Linked DNA regions of Mus musculus: region 2 is linked to region 1. Evidence: chromatin contacts called from ENCODE Hi-C data. All regions are on one chromosome and are shown on one strand. Each heading gives the region's core, a stretch centred on a gene start or an enhancer-like site at or near the end of the contact. The rest is flanking DNA. Distances are from core to core; before and after follow the strand shown. Region 1 overlaps Mcf2l (mcf.2 transforming sequence-like). Region 2 holds the start of Adprhl1 (ADP-ribosylhydrolase like 1).

What was found. Hi-C counts contacts between places; a loop is a spot of excess contacts on that map.
Region 2: a map of gastrocnemius shows a loop between it and region 1 (2.3-fold over the local background). The contact joins the promoter of Adprhl1 here to the enhancer-like site in region 1. A Hi-C loop is called at or near these places in 4 of 37 maps with a recorded cell type or tissue (T-helper 1 cell, gastrocnemius, regulatory T cell and 1 more).

What each region holds. Positions count from the first base shown.
Region 1 is chr8:12,992,542-12,998,966 of GRCm38, reverse strand. Mcf2l (mcf.2 transforming sequence-like) reads right to left here. Exons shown (of 31, transcript NM_178076.4): 5 at 5,019-5,138; 6 at 2,241-2,357; 7 at 1,572-1,721; 8 at 474-598. Among named protein-coding and RNA genes, the nearest start is that of F7, 30 kb to the left of the region's middle. Within about 2 kb of position 2,308, at least 1 of the 3 ENCODE cell types and tissues checked has a DNase peak (open chromatin) inside an H3K27ac peak, as active enhancers do.
Region 2 is chr8:13,252,576-13,259,250 of GRCm38, reverse strand. It overlaps Adprhl1 (ADP-ribosylhydrolase like 1), which reads left to right and starts at 5,089. Exons shown (of 7, transcript NM_172750.4): 1 at 5,089-5,433. The coding sequence starts at 5,223. Dcun1d2 (DCN1, defective in cullin neddylation 1, domain containing 2 (S. cerevisiae)) reads left to right here. Exons shown (of 7, transcript NM_001024504.2): 6 at 208-304; 7 at 1,275-3,288. The coding sequence ends at 1,354.

The sequences.
Region 1 (6,425 bases), core at 1,059-3,558:
GTCTACAGTGTGATAAGGAGGCAGATAGGGCTCTCAATGTGTCAAAGCAACAGGGAGCACTAGTGGACATTGACAGATGGCACCCTGTCCTGTGTTGTGTTATAAACTTGGAGAACCAGTGAGAAAGACAGGCAGTAGCTTTACTGTGATAGTAAAACATATGCCTGAAGACACAAGGCTAGAACACAGGCACCCTGAGCTACTCTCCTACGGTGCACTGGGGATGTGGGAGGCATTCGAATCTAAGGTGCTCTGCTATTGTTGCTGCTGAACACTTTCCCAACTGTGAAACTGTCTGTTCTTGAACTCCCCCCTCCCCTTCTTTAGCATGGGAGGCTGGCCAGAGGGCTACCTACTTGGGATCTGTTGCAATCGTTTTGGCTGGTAGTCGAGTGTTTTCACAGTGGCTATGTATCTGTGGAAGTCTTGCACCTTGGCCAGAGCACGGGAGGGCAGGCAGGTGTGGGCCTTACCTCTGCACGGTGGCCTGATTGTCCAGCTGGTCCTGGTTCACACTGTGGGCCGCGCTCTCAGCCAGTGGCTCTCTGAGGCTCTCCAGGATGCTGTTCCCCTCCTTCAGTGCTAACTGCAGATCTTCCTGCGGGGGTGGGGGTTGGAGAGAGAGAGAGGGAGAGAGGGAGAGAGAGAGAGAGAGAGAGAGAGAGAGAGAGAGAGAGAGAGAGAGAGAGAGAGAGAGAGAGAGAGAGAGAGAGAGAGAACACAGGGTTTGCACTGCAGCCAGCTGGCTGGGCTCAGGTCTCGACAGTGAGTAGGTGGGGCTAGCATGGGGTGGGAACACTGTGCACTGTGGGTGATCACACAGAGCACTTAAAACTGTCGAGGACACTGTATACTTATATATGATCCTCAAAGAATTAATTTAAAAACAAAAACATACACTAGCAAGGATGGCACCACTGCTGCTTGCTGTGGCAAAGCTAGGGTTCGGGTCACTCGGGGCACGGGGATGAGGTCAAAAGCAACTTTTGGAAACCCGACTTTTGCGCATCTCCTATAGCTGGCCTTTTACAGGCAAAAGCCATTTCGAAGGTGTGAGAGACATGCCTTGCAGAGATGGGGAATTATCTTCAGGACACGACAGCTTACAGCCACCCAGACCCTGCCATGTCAAAGCCATCAGTGATGCAGGATGTCTTGACCCCAGAAAGCCATGGGAGCTTGTAGCACAATGGTATTTTATGCAGCAAATTCAACCACAACTCCATCAGTCACCCGTGAGAGGAACTGGCAGACGCCCTGCCTGGTTACACTGGAGCTGCCCGGCCCCCTACAGGGCACACCCACCAGAGAAGTGCTCTGGTCTTGGCTTTGGACAGACTCTGAAGCCCCCCAGGTTTTCTGGGCTCAAGGGTGCTGTCCATCCACGCACACACATTCTAACAGGGCTTGTCTATGGGGCTTTGACAGGGCTATGGCCAGTTCTCAGTGTCCTATCAAGAGCCCCAGAGACACATTTACTTCTGGCCCTTCCGCGTGGCAACTCATCTGACATCTTGTGTCTAGGATCAAATTGCCCTGCTCTGAACCCCAGCCCCACAAGCCACACTCACCTTCACTTTGGCCTTCTTCTCTGTGTGTGCGCTGAGCACCAGGCTGGTTGACTGGACGTCATTCGGCAGCTCTGTTTCAGCCAGCTCGGTCCCAAAGGCCTGCAGCATCTGGGCTGTCTGCTTCACCATCAGGGCGAAGCTTTCAATTGCCTGGGGAGGAGGGAGAACACGGTCACAGAATCCTGCACAGGGCCGTGGCAGCCTGCAGCTCTGAAAGCTGACACCATGACTGTTCTTGGAAAGGAGAGGGTGGCCCCCAAGCCCTGTAGACACACGGGTGCCAGCAAATACCTTCTGGTGAGTGTCTCAACTTAACGCTCCTTCAGAAATGTACAAGGCAGGCTTTGCAAATATCCCTGTCGCCCGGGGTCATTCTGTACTCAGGGTGTCCACCTCCAGCTCCTTGATAGGAGACTTGTGAGTGTCCAGACCACAACACAGAGCTTGGCAGGGTTTTTTTTCCCTCTAAGCTCAGAGAGAGCCGCACCCAGGGTCATTACTCATGGTCTCTCTTTACAGTGACTAAGGTCTACAGAGACCATCTCCTCATTCTTGGGGAAGGAACTTCATGTGAGCGTGTTTTTAAAAGGCAGTGTTGTCATGTGAAAACTATTCTGCCGGCCTATGAAGTAATGAGAACAGGGCTGCAGAGCACCCAGGCCCACTCACTGTGCGGTGGCACAGCCACCTGGAGTGGCAGTAGTCCAGGGTCCCCCCGAGGTCCTCGGTCAGCTGCGACTTATCAATGTAGCCGTGTAGTTCTGGCACTGAGCTTAGCATCATGACCTGTGAGAGAGGGGAGCAGCATCAGGCACCCTGCCCCGGACGTCACAGTGGCTCTGGCTTCTGACTTGAATGGGGCCAGCTCCGCCCTCTGGTCGACAGGCCCCATGCAAGCCTCTTATTCAAATTGTTCCTTGGTTTCCTCATCTATACGATGGGCACATTCTGACAGATCTCACTGGGAGATGGTGGGGACTCAGTGAGGCCACTGGACATGAGCCACGGGTGGCAGTACTTTCTCTGGCAAGGAGCTCAGTATGCTGAGGGAATAGAGTTTTGCTTCCTAAGAAACCAGTTTATGCTGGTTCCTGATGAGAACGCCACTAACATCATTTTAGGCACTGGTGAGAATCAATTTAGCAGCAGAGCCAGACAGACTCCCCTCTCATTAGATTGACAGTTCCGAAAGGGTCCTACTTTGTGTGGTCGCAGCAGCCAGCCAAGCTCTTCATCTGTAGCTGGCCCTCACCTTTCTCTTGTCCTTTCTGAGGCCATTCTACCATGAGTTTTAGATGAAAATAAAGACTTTGCTTTGTAAGCTGTCAGGCAGATACTACAGAATAAACTTCCAAAGGCTCGGTGCAGATGTTATTTGATACCCTGACATCTATTATTCAACACTGAGTCAGTGTAAAGCGGGGGCTCTCTACTGGGGATGTCTAGAGACAACCTGGTTGTTACAATAGAGAAAATGCTCTGGTGACTTCTGGGCGGAAGTCAGGGTTGCTGGGAACCGAGTTTCCCAGCAAGGAGCCATTCCCAGTGCTGAGAAGCAGTCTAGATGTTAGGTCCCCACTGAAGTACGACGGCCAGATACAAAAGCATTAGACTCTCAGTTTGAGCTGGAAAACAGAGTTCTCACAGAGCTGCTCCATTTTCTCTTGGTTCTTCTAATAAATGTATCCACATGCTGCCAAGCAACCTTGGCTCATAGCCAGTAAGCCAAAGACGGATTGGGTAACTCAAGGAAGCCTCTATCCTTAACCTTAGTACGTGTGTGTGTGTGTGTGTGTGTGTGTGTGTGTGTGATACATTTCCAATCATAACAGAGAAGGTGAGGAGCCCAGAGTGCTTCTACAGAGCTCTCTTGCCATGAGATCAGTAAAGTGGAAAAGGTATCAGATACCTTCTAAAAGCCAAATTCTCCGATAATTCTAGAATTTATCTAAGATTGGTCTGTGAGCTTACTGGTGCCAGGACAGTTTCTGTAAACCCATTTTAACACCTATTAACATAATACGATGAAATAGTTTTATAAAAGAGACCACACACTATCATAGATGGCCTCAACCTTATTTTCCCATCACGTTCAGAAGTAAGGGAAACTGTTGTTAGTGTGGCTTACTTGCTGAAGGTGGGGAAGGGCCAGGCACATTGACGTCATCTGATCATAAGAGGGGAGGGGCAGAGTGTCACTCCAGCATCCATGGGGCTCAGTAGCAAGAGCTATGAATGTGTCTCCCATATCTAGTTTGGGGATCAGGACTTGACCTCTAGCTAGGTGATCAATTGCAGAGAGTGGTTCTGTCCTTGACTAGGTCTAAGAAGTGGGCTGTCTAGAAAGAGATGCCATGAGACATGGGGTTGAGTATCTTCCCATAGACCTGGGGGCCAGTTATTCTCGGAGCTACCAATTCTCGACTCTTAGAGAGTCACAGTCACCCCTTCAGGACTTGGGGGGGGCTGAGCATTCTTCCCTAGCCATTACTCTGATTCTTGAGGAAGACTGCTGTAGGGGCAGGGCAGGGTGGGTAGCGAGCCCAGCCTCCATTGTTGCTGCTTTGAAGGGCTCTAGCCAGTCAGGGAGCTGGTGTGAGGGGTGGACAGAGGCTTTAGACAGTTGGGAAAGAGAAGGTATCCGCCACCTGAAACCCGAGACACAGCAGACAGCATTGTGGACAGCGACCAGCCCAAATTCTATTTCCAAAAGCCATCTGGGTGACACTGCTGGTGTGTGTGTGTGTGTGTGTGTGTGTGTGTGTGTGTGTGGGTCCCACAGCCTGGCAAATGGTCCCTGTGCTCCCATTCTCTTTGTGAAAAAGAACCAGACTCCTAGGGTCACTCTCTGGCAGCTCCTGGGTGCCAGGAGTCACGGCTGTGAAGTGTGTGCTTTCAGGAACTTTATCTTGGTTTATCTTGGTCTTGGTTTTTGAGGGGAGTAGAGTACCACGAGGGTCCTTTCTCAGTGGGGGATGAGAAGGGCTGACCCATGCTGGTGGGAGACATGGAGGTAAGGGAGGAACTCCCCTGCTGGGTTGCGGCTGGCTGAGGTCCAGCACATGTGTGGCTAGCAGCTTAGGTGCCCTCCATGGCCTCAGGACACACAGATGCCCTCCACCAGCCTCCCTTTCTCTGAGATGTTTGGGGTGTGCCCCTCACAGTGGGCTGGCATAGGACAGTAGGTGACTTACAGTATTCTGATGCAGTTATCCCCTGGGACCTACCCAAGGCTGTTGCCTTGAATGGATGGACCACTAGCTTGGGCGGGGCAGGGCTCAAGGGAAGTGGAGCCCACTAAGCTTCCACTGCCAGAGCTCAGGGGCAGTGTTGCTTCCAACCAAATCTCTGGGGTTTTATTTGCTAGGTCACTTTGTGAGACTTTACCACATGCCAAGAATGTACTTAAAGCTCGCTTCTGCTGACACGGCTCAAGCGAGCACTCACCGGCACTTTCATCTTAAACTCATCTCTGTTGAACTTGAAGGCAATGTCCGAGAGAGTCCTCTGGAAAAAGCCCGTGGGCCGAAGAACAAGGACAAGCTGCAGGTTGGCTGGGAAAGATGCCTGCAAGACACAAGGAGGGCCTGGAGCATTTGCCACGTGTGGCCTAGGCCATGCAATGGGCCTGCCACTGCAGCTGACAGTGGGGCTTCTGCATCGACACTGTCAAAGGGTGATCCACTCCCAGTGTGGAGTACTCAGAATGGACTCATATGGAGCAAGGCTCTTCCATACTTCAGGCACCCGAATCTCAGACTTCCAGCCTAGAGAATATGTATCTGTTGTTCAAGCCACCCCACCTGTGCCATCTTATCACTTCAGCCACAGGGCACTAATGGACTCATAAAGAAAAGAGGAAGCAAGAAGATATATTGTGTAGCACCTAGAACCAAGATCAATATAAGCTCCCCCAGCATGCACACACATATACACAGCCTTGAATAGCTAATTCAGCATTTGTGGTTACTCCTTGCCTCTTGCGAGGTGTTTGACCTTGCATAAGTTAGTGCCTATGTTTTCCTATCTGCAAAATGGTGACTGAAGCTGATGCCTGCCTCGTTACTGATTATGGGTGAGGGAGTGAGTCCAGCTCATGTGGTCCTGGACACCGGGACCTCCCACCCGGGAAAGTGTGTATCAGCGCCCATCCCTTGCAGCTGGACTTCCATTTAGAGAAGTGGACACTGGCCTTGCCCTGGAAGAAAACGTTCTTTTGTTGCACCTCGGGCCCTTGGTTCTCACAGGGCCTGCGACATGGTGGTGCTCGCCTATTTCATGCTTTTCAGTCATAGGTAGGATGAGAAGCAGGGGCTGGGTCAGGGCTCCTTCTTCAGGAATGAGAGGCAAGGTGCTGGGAACGACTGAGGTCCTGTTGCAGACAGCACCCTCCAGTTCATACTCTTGCCCCAGTGGCCTGGCATGCCCCTGCCCTGCCATGGCGAGGTTGCTAGGGCATGCCTCCGCCCACAGCCTTCCTATACGCTGCAGGCACATGTCCAGCTGCTCCCTCCGGAGGCAGCTATGCACAGGCAGTGCCAGTTATCAGACTTAGTCCCTGATGCCTTGGGTGAAGACGAATACTCAGACTCAGGACAGAACACAGCCCTGCAAAGGCAGAAGCCGGGGGCAGACTCTCTCTGGGCAATGTCACACAAGGGTTGTTAGTCTCGTCCTCTCTGTGAAATCGGACACCACTATTTAAGGAGCCACTGCTGGGGCAGGCAGCTTTCCTCGAGGTGACAATGAGTCACCTTTCTCCAAACTACAATTAGCTTTGTCACCCAGAACCACACCTCCCAGAAGACTGGCTTTGTAGGATGGGATAAATGCCTGTACCCTTAAAAGATAAAC
Region 2 (6,675 bases), core at 3,840-6,339, 260 kb before region 1:
TCCTTCAGTCTTCCTCATTTGGACAGATGGCACCTAGCACGTACCGTTGATGGACGTCCGTTGCCTTTCCTTGTGATGGTTTTGCGTTTGCGCTCCTCCCTACGTTCAGGAGAACCGCTTCCTGACGCAGTGTGCCCTGCCCACTGTGATATCTGAGAGCTGAGATCTGAACCTTAACCTGGTGGATGTTTTTCTCTTATGTATTAGGAGCATCACAAAAGATCAATTCCAAGGGATACTTGGAACCTTCTCCTAGATTTTGGAAACATGATTGCAGATGATTTGTCTAACTACGATGAAGAAGGTACTAGAAGTTGTAGGATTTCACAGGGTTACCAGAGATGCTCACACACCCTACGGATGCTACTTGACTAGCCCCAGAGTGCGGAGCAGACACTGACCCAGAAGGGCTGCCCACCCACAGGAGTTAAGAGCAGTGTACTGGCTTACTGCCTTGTCAGCCCCTGTAGCCACATCAAACCTGGGTAGCATGACTTGCACATGCTGTCATAAGTCTAGACATGTTTTCCCTGATGCCAGAGAACCTCACATCAGAGACATCCTCCCACAGTAGCACTGCTCCCCAAGAGAGGTGTCTGGTCCAGGTGGCTGCTCTCCCCTCTAGGTGTAGCTCCAGGATTTTGTCCAGGACGCCCTCATCCCTCATGCCTGTGGACAGCACCTGTCACTGACAGCATCTGTCTCACATCCTGTCCCTCATCTCTGTGACCTCCCCGCTCAATGTCCAGCTCATAGCCAGTGCCTAACGAGAGCATGTGGAAATGAAGAGATAGTTGAATATAGACAGCCTGGTTTTCAGGAGCCATGACTGTCTGCCAGAAGCCAGCTAGCATGAGAGGCAGCACGTGCCGGTGCAGCGGAGGAGCCCGTGAGCTGTGGTGTTCTGCACTGGATATACTTGGGGTCTCTGGTAAGGAGTCAGAGGAAGAGTGCCCATGACTAGGGATTAGTGCTCCCGGGCATTGCTTCCTTCCCAGTCTACAGAGTCTGACTGACTGCCTATGAATCGGCTGAGGCCTGAGAAGCCACCATGTAGGCATGATCAGTGAATGTGGTCTCGAGGACATCAAGCCCACCACTCACTCACCCTATTTCCTGGAACAGAAGTGACTCAGCGAGTCATGTGATCAGACACAAGTTGCATAAGCTTCAGATTCCTTTGTTTCTTTAGATGTTAGAATGGGGAAAGAATATTTTTAATATAAAAATACTGGCATGAGACTTATTTTAAAAATCTGTTTGTTTCCCTTTAGGAGCATGGCCTGTCCTTATAGATGACTTTGTAGAATACGCACGGCCAGTGGTCACAGGCGGGAGACGCAGCCCTTTCTAGATGGAAAAGCCGGATGGCGGGTAGGATGGGCGTGTCTTGGAGGAGACAGCTGCGTGGGTTGCTGTGTGCATTTGTCGCTGACCTCAGAGTCTTCCTCGTCCACTCATGAAGCAAACCCTTACTCTGCTTAAAGGCTGCAGTGGCTGACGTGCAGACACACAGAAGCGCCTCGGGACATCGGGGACATGGGCAGACCTAGTGCTTTAGAAGCCGCCTGCATGACTTGTCTTTAGAGAAAGCAACGTAGACCCTGTTCGCAGGGCTGAGAGCTTGCTGTCCAGCTCCTGACGTTACGGTGAGCACCAGCCGTTTCCAAACTGGAATCATGTTACAGTTATGCTTCAAAGCAGCACCTGTGTCCTCAGAATGACGTATCTTTTACACAAGTCCAAGCTGTTAAACACACGCCTCAGGAAGGTGGCCTTGCCCGAGAGCCCACTGCTTTTAATCTTGGTATTCAAGATGGATAGTTTTGAATTATCAAATCTCTAGATTTACTAGATGCTTTGCTTTCATTTTCTCTAGAAGAGACTGTTGCAGTTTGCACAGGGTGGCTGGCACAGGATAGGTCCAGCAGGTTCATATCCAACTGTTGACAAGCTGGTCGGCCAGTTCACTTCTAATGAGGTTATCACTATAGGCCTGGATGCTGCCTCCTGAGAAGTTTCTTATTTTTTTAATATATTTTATATTTAAAAGGACGTTTTCCATGAGAAACACTTCTTTTTGAGTGATGAATTAGATTTACAAATCAGATGCACCAGTTCCCGTCACCTGTCTATGATGTTTTCAGTGCCCAGTGTCCAGCCCTTCGAAAGCCATATACATTTGGAAGCAAACATACGTCATCCAGAAGGAATCCACACCCAAAGCCCTGTCTCACCTGTCTGCGCCTGGGTCTGTGCCGTGTCACCGTGCCGTGTCACCATCTGCTTTTCCAGTGTTTTTCTGGTCAGCGTGCACTCATGCACACAGGCATAGAGGGCCTGGATCCTACCTGCTCATCTGGTGTCAAGCTTCGAACATCACTGTGCTGACCCTACCTCACACTTGCCAAGACTTGGTGTCACACGCGTGCCTTGCTGCCCAGCCTACAGGGCCGTGGGGCAGATATGCTGGGCCCACTTCAGGACAGGGGACTCGTCAATGCCTAAACACAGAAAGCATGCCCCATATGTGCTGTAGGGCAGCTCCTGGTACTGGGGCCTGCTCCTGGGGTAGGAAGCAGCTCTGAGGCATGCGTGCCCTACGAGGTGGACATTGCTAATGAACGGGAATCTCACAGGAGGTGGAGGGTCAGAACTGGAAACCAGTCTCCACAAAGCCAGCCCCTCGGTGCGTGAGATGACATCACTAGTGGCCTGTCAGCGCAGGTCTGTCAAGGGACAACCGGGACATCTTTGAGAGCGTACGTAACCAAACTGACTTAGTGAAAACCTGGAAAACAACTTCCTTCCAGGCTTTGTGGGTTCCTGACTTGTAGTTAACTTCTGTTCAGAGAAGTTTATAGATACAAAGAACTAAATCTTGAAGGTCTGCAATACATTCTTATTTCTAAGATTTAACATTCTTCAGGGAAAGGAGCAGTGATATGATTGAGCAGGTGAAGGCATGTGCTGCCCAGCCTGAGTTCAGTCCCTGCGAGCCACGTGGTGGAGGGGAGAAGTGACTTCTCCAGTTGTCCTCTGACCTCCACACATGTGCCATGAAATGCATGTACTCCCCACACACATGTACTCACACAGTAAAACAAATAGGCAAACAAGCATAAATAAGTTAAGTTCTATGGGATTGTCAATAGGCTGTGACATACCAGTAATTGATAAAGGCTTTTTAAACAATTGTGCTTTCTGTTCTCTTATTTACACTTGAATTGTGCATGTTACAGAAATGCTGAAAACTTCAGACATAGTAAATAAAATATTTTCCCTGGTGTTGTGATGTCCTTTATTCTTGGTTGCACAAATACCTACCTGTGCACATCAAGGTCCTGGGCTTTGTCTTGGAGCAACAGAAAGAGCCTCTGTAGTGACAGCAAGCAAGCCCTTGCCACATTGCATCCTCACCAGGTAAGTAGCATGTTGGAGACAGACAGACAGCTCCATCCCTCCAGGTCGCTTTCTCTGCCCAATATGCTGGAATGTGGGGGCCGTCTATCAGAATATGCTACTACAGCTAAGATTATATCTAGAACATATTTACCCAACACCACAGGTTTAGGAGATGCATGTAATCTGTTCCACTTCCCAGAGGAGACAGCATACTCCTTGTCTAAGTGACGTAGGTGCTGAGTTGTGGTAGTTTAAATGTTCAGTGCAGTTCATACTTGATGCTCTGTGGGCGCAGAAGTCAACTTCCCAGCTTCTTTTGCTGTGCCTAGCATCCTGTAACAGAAGGGGCTCTGTGAATGTCAGGTAGACAGACTAGTGAGGCAGCCTTATCTTGTGTGTGATTTTGACCGAATAGTGTAGAAGTGGTTTCCAAACATCCACAACAAAGCCTCTCCCAAGAGTCCTTGGACCTCACTCCTTGAGCCAGGTCACACTTGTCCATAAGTTGGTACACCGTAAGTGGGAGCTGGCTCCTGCTGGCTTCTGCTGTTTGTCTGTCTGGATGGGAGCTATGTACCTTCTGGATTTGTGGGACTGCTTCAGACTGAGAGTTGGGCCAGCAGGAAGGGCGTCTTGTTACACACTAAAGTTCTTTCCAATTGTATTCTAAGTCCAAGTGATGCACTGCCAATTCTGGGTGACAGATTTACGTCACAAGAGGGCCAGCAATGTCTGAGGCTGCAAGGTTTGTGCTTGAGACAGGGTATAGGGAGGTGGTTGACCTAGGTCATTTCAAACCAAGAAGCCTGGCTTTATAAAGTGCACCTATCCATCCTCATTATTTAATAATTCCATGAGCAGGCAGTGATGTTTACAACAAGTGAAGTTTGTTTGTATAGACACGCATCACTAAAGGTTAGCACTGGAGCCCCTTACTGGACACTAAGTTGTGAGAGAACACTTTTTCACAGGAGCTGGGAGTTCTCGTTCTTGTAAGGTTTTCTCTCATGTCATGGTTTTAATGGAACTGAGGATCAGACCAAGGGCCTTGTATACATTAGGTAACATTGCTCTGTCGGGTCTACTGCAGCCCACAGCCCTCAATTTTATAATAAGGGATGGGTTTTGTTTGTTTTTTGTTGTTGGTTTTTTTTTTGTTTTGTTTTTTTTGTTTTGTTTTTGAGGCAGGGTTCCTCTGTGTAGCCCTGGCTGTCCTGGAACTCACTCTGTAGACCTGGTTGGCCTCAAACTCAGGGATCCACCTGCCCCTGCCTCCTGAATGCTGAATGCTGAAACTAGAGGCGTGTATCACCACTGCCCAGCCAGAAAAGTTTTCTAAAAGCATAAAACTACAATGGGTGGGCCTCAGTTTTATGCTGAGTGAAAGAGGGCAGACAAGAAGGGGCAAAAGGAGTGTGTCTGTCTGAAGGTAGGGCAGAGCAGATGGTCAAGGAACCGGGATGGAGCAGTATGTTCTCATTGTGGTATGTCGCTCTGCCAGCAGGGGGCACAACTCACCAAGGTGCTGACAGAGTAGCACAGCTCACGGGCTCTGAGCTGGGCTGAGCTGGCTGGGTGTACACTGGTGCCAGCAGACTCCTTTGCTGGAGAGCCAGCGTGTCCCAAACAGCTCCCACGTGGTGAGCTCTGAGCCTTTATCTCATTGGTGCCACCTGCCAAGGCAGGGAAGGAACGCCTGGTCATTTGGAGAGTGCTGGATGGTGATACAATGACCAGTATAAATGTCAGCGGGGCTGGCTAAGGGTGGCCAGGAGAGGACAAAGGCAACCGCAGGGTAAGAGGGGTCACCTTCCAAGATGGAGAAGTTCAAGGCTGCAATGCTGTTGGGGAGTGTTGGAGATGCCCTCGGCTATGGAAACATCTGCAGGGAGAACAGCGTTTTAGGCTCAATCCAGGAGGAGCTGCAAAAGACAGGGGGGCTGGACAGCCTTGTGCTCTCACCTGGGAGGTGGCCAGTGAGCGACAACACCATCATGCACATGGCGACTGCTGAAGCCCTGACCACAGGTAGGACTGACTGGCGTATTCGTGGCTCCAAGTGTGCTGGGGTAGAAAGACAGGCCACCTGGGTTGATAGCAAACCAGTACCAAGAACCCTGAAGGTGGTGTCTTAGAGCCCTGTGTTACCTGACACTGTTGCTGAAGGCAGGGATTTAATATTCCCCCAAGACCTGGAGCCTGAGAGGCAGCGGGCAGGTCATGTTTCTCCTGAGTGTCTTTAGGGGACAGCAGCCCTTGGCAGATAATTAAGCTCCTGGTTCTGAACAGTGTTCGCTTGTCTCTGTGTTAGGTGAGCAACCCTCTAGGAGCTGCTCTGCAGGGCGGGGCAGGGGTGGGGGAGACAAAGCACAGACAGACATAGGTGCACTGCAGAGGCTGAGCATCTTATTCTAAGTCTATAAAGAAGAGCTTGAAATGTGGGCCCACTGAGATAACATTGTTTGGGGGTGGCATCTCCGATCCAAATAATTAAGGTTGAGCTGTCTGTCCGAGCGATCCAGTTTGGGCGTAATTTATGAGTAAATTGTCTAAGGAAGAGTTTTGGACATGGAAGAACAAAGCTTGTTTCCTAAGGAGCTAAAATCAACAAAATGTTACCTGGATTTCAGAGACGCGCCCATATACAAGCGCCGTGTGTCTTTTCTCGACACAGTGTGATGGTAATACCCTGCAGGTCTGGCATGCCATCGTTGCAAAACTGAGGCCTGAGGCCAGCAGTTGAGCCAACAGACCCCACATACGCATTCCCTGCTCTGTCCGTCTGTCGTGAGCACGCCCAGCTTAGTTCTGTGGTCACTGTATAGGAATGCCACCAATGCCGTGTCTCTAAATAGAGCAGACACACATTGATAAGATATGGTGTCACAGCTTGTTGAAAATGGTGAAGCATCTTTCTGAGTGTACCTCATGATGAAACGCAGGTATTTATGGATTCTGTGGTCATTGTATAGGAATATCATCAACTTGCCCCTGAATAACGAGGCAGAAGAAAGCACACTGCTGAGGTGCTTTCACCACACTACGGGGATCGAGATGCTTCGAAAGTATTATGAATTCCAAATCTTTATTTCCTCTCATATTTTGGGGGCATACTTATCTGCTTTTATGGTCGATAGTACAGCTCAGAGCACACCACAGCTCACAACCTCTGGAGAACAGGACTTAAAACTACAGTCAGAAGCCGGGCGTGGTGGCGCACGCCTTTAATCCCAGCACTTGGGAGGCAGAGGCAGGCAGATTTCTGAGTTC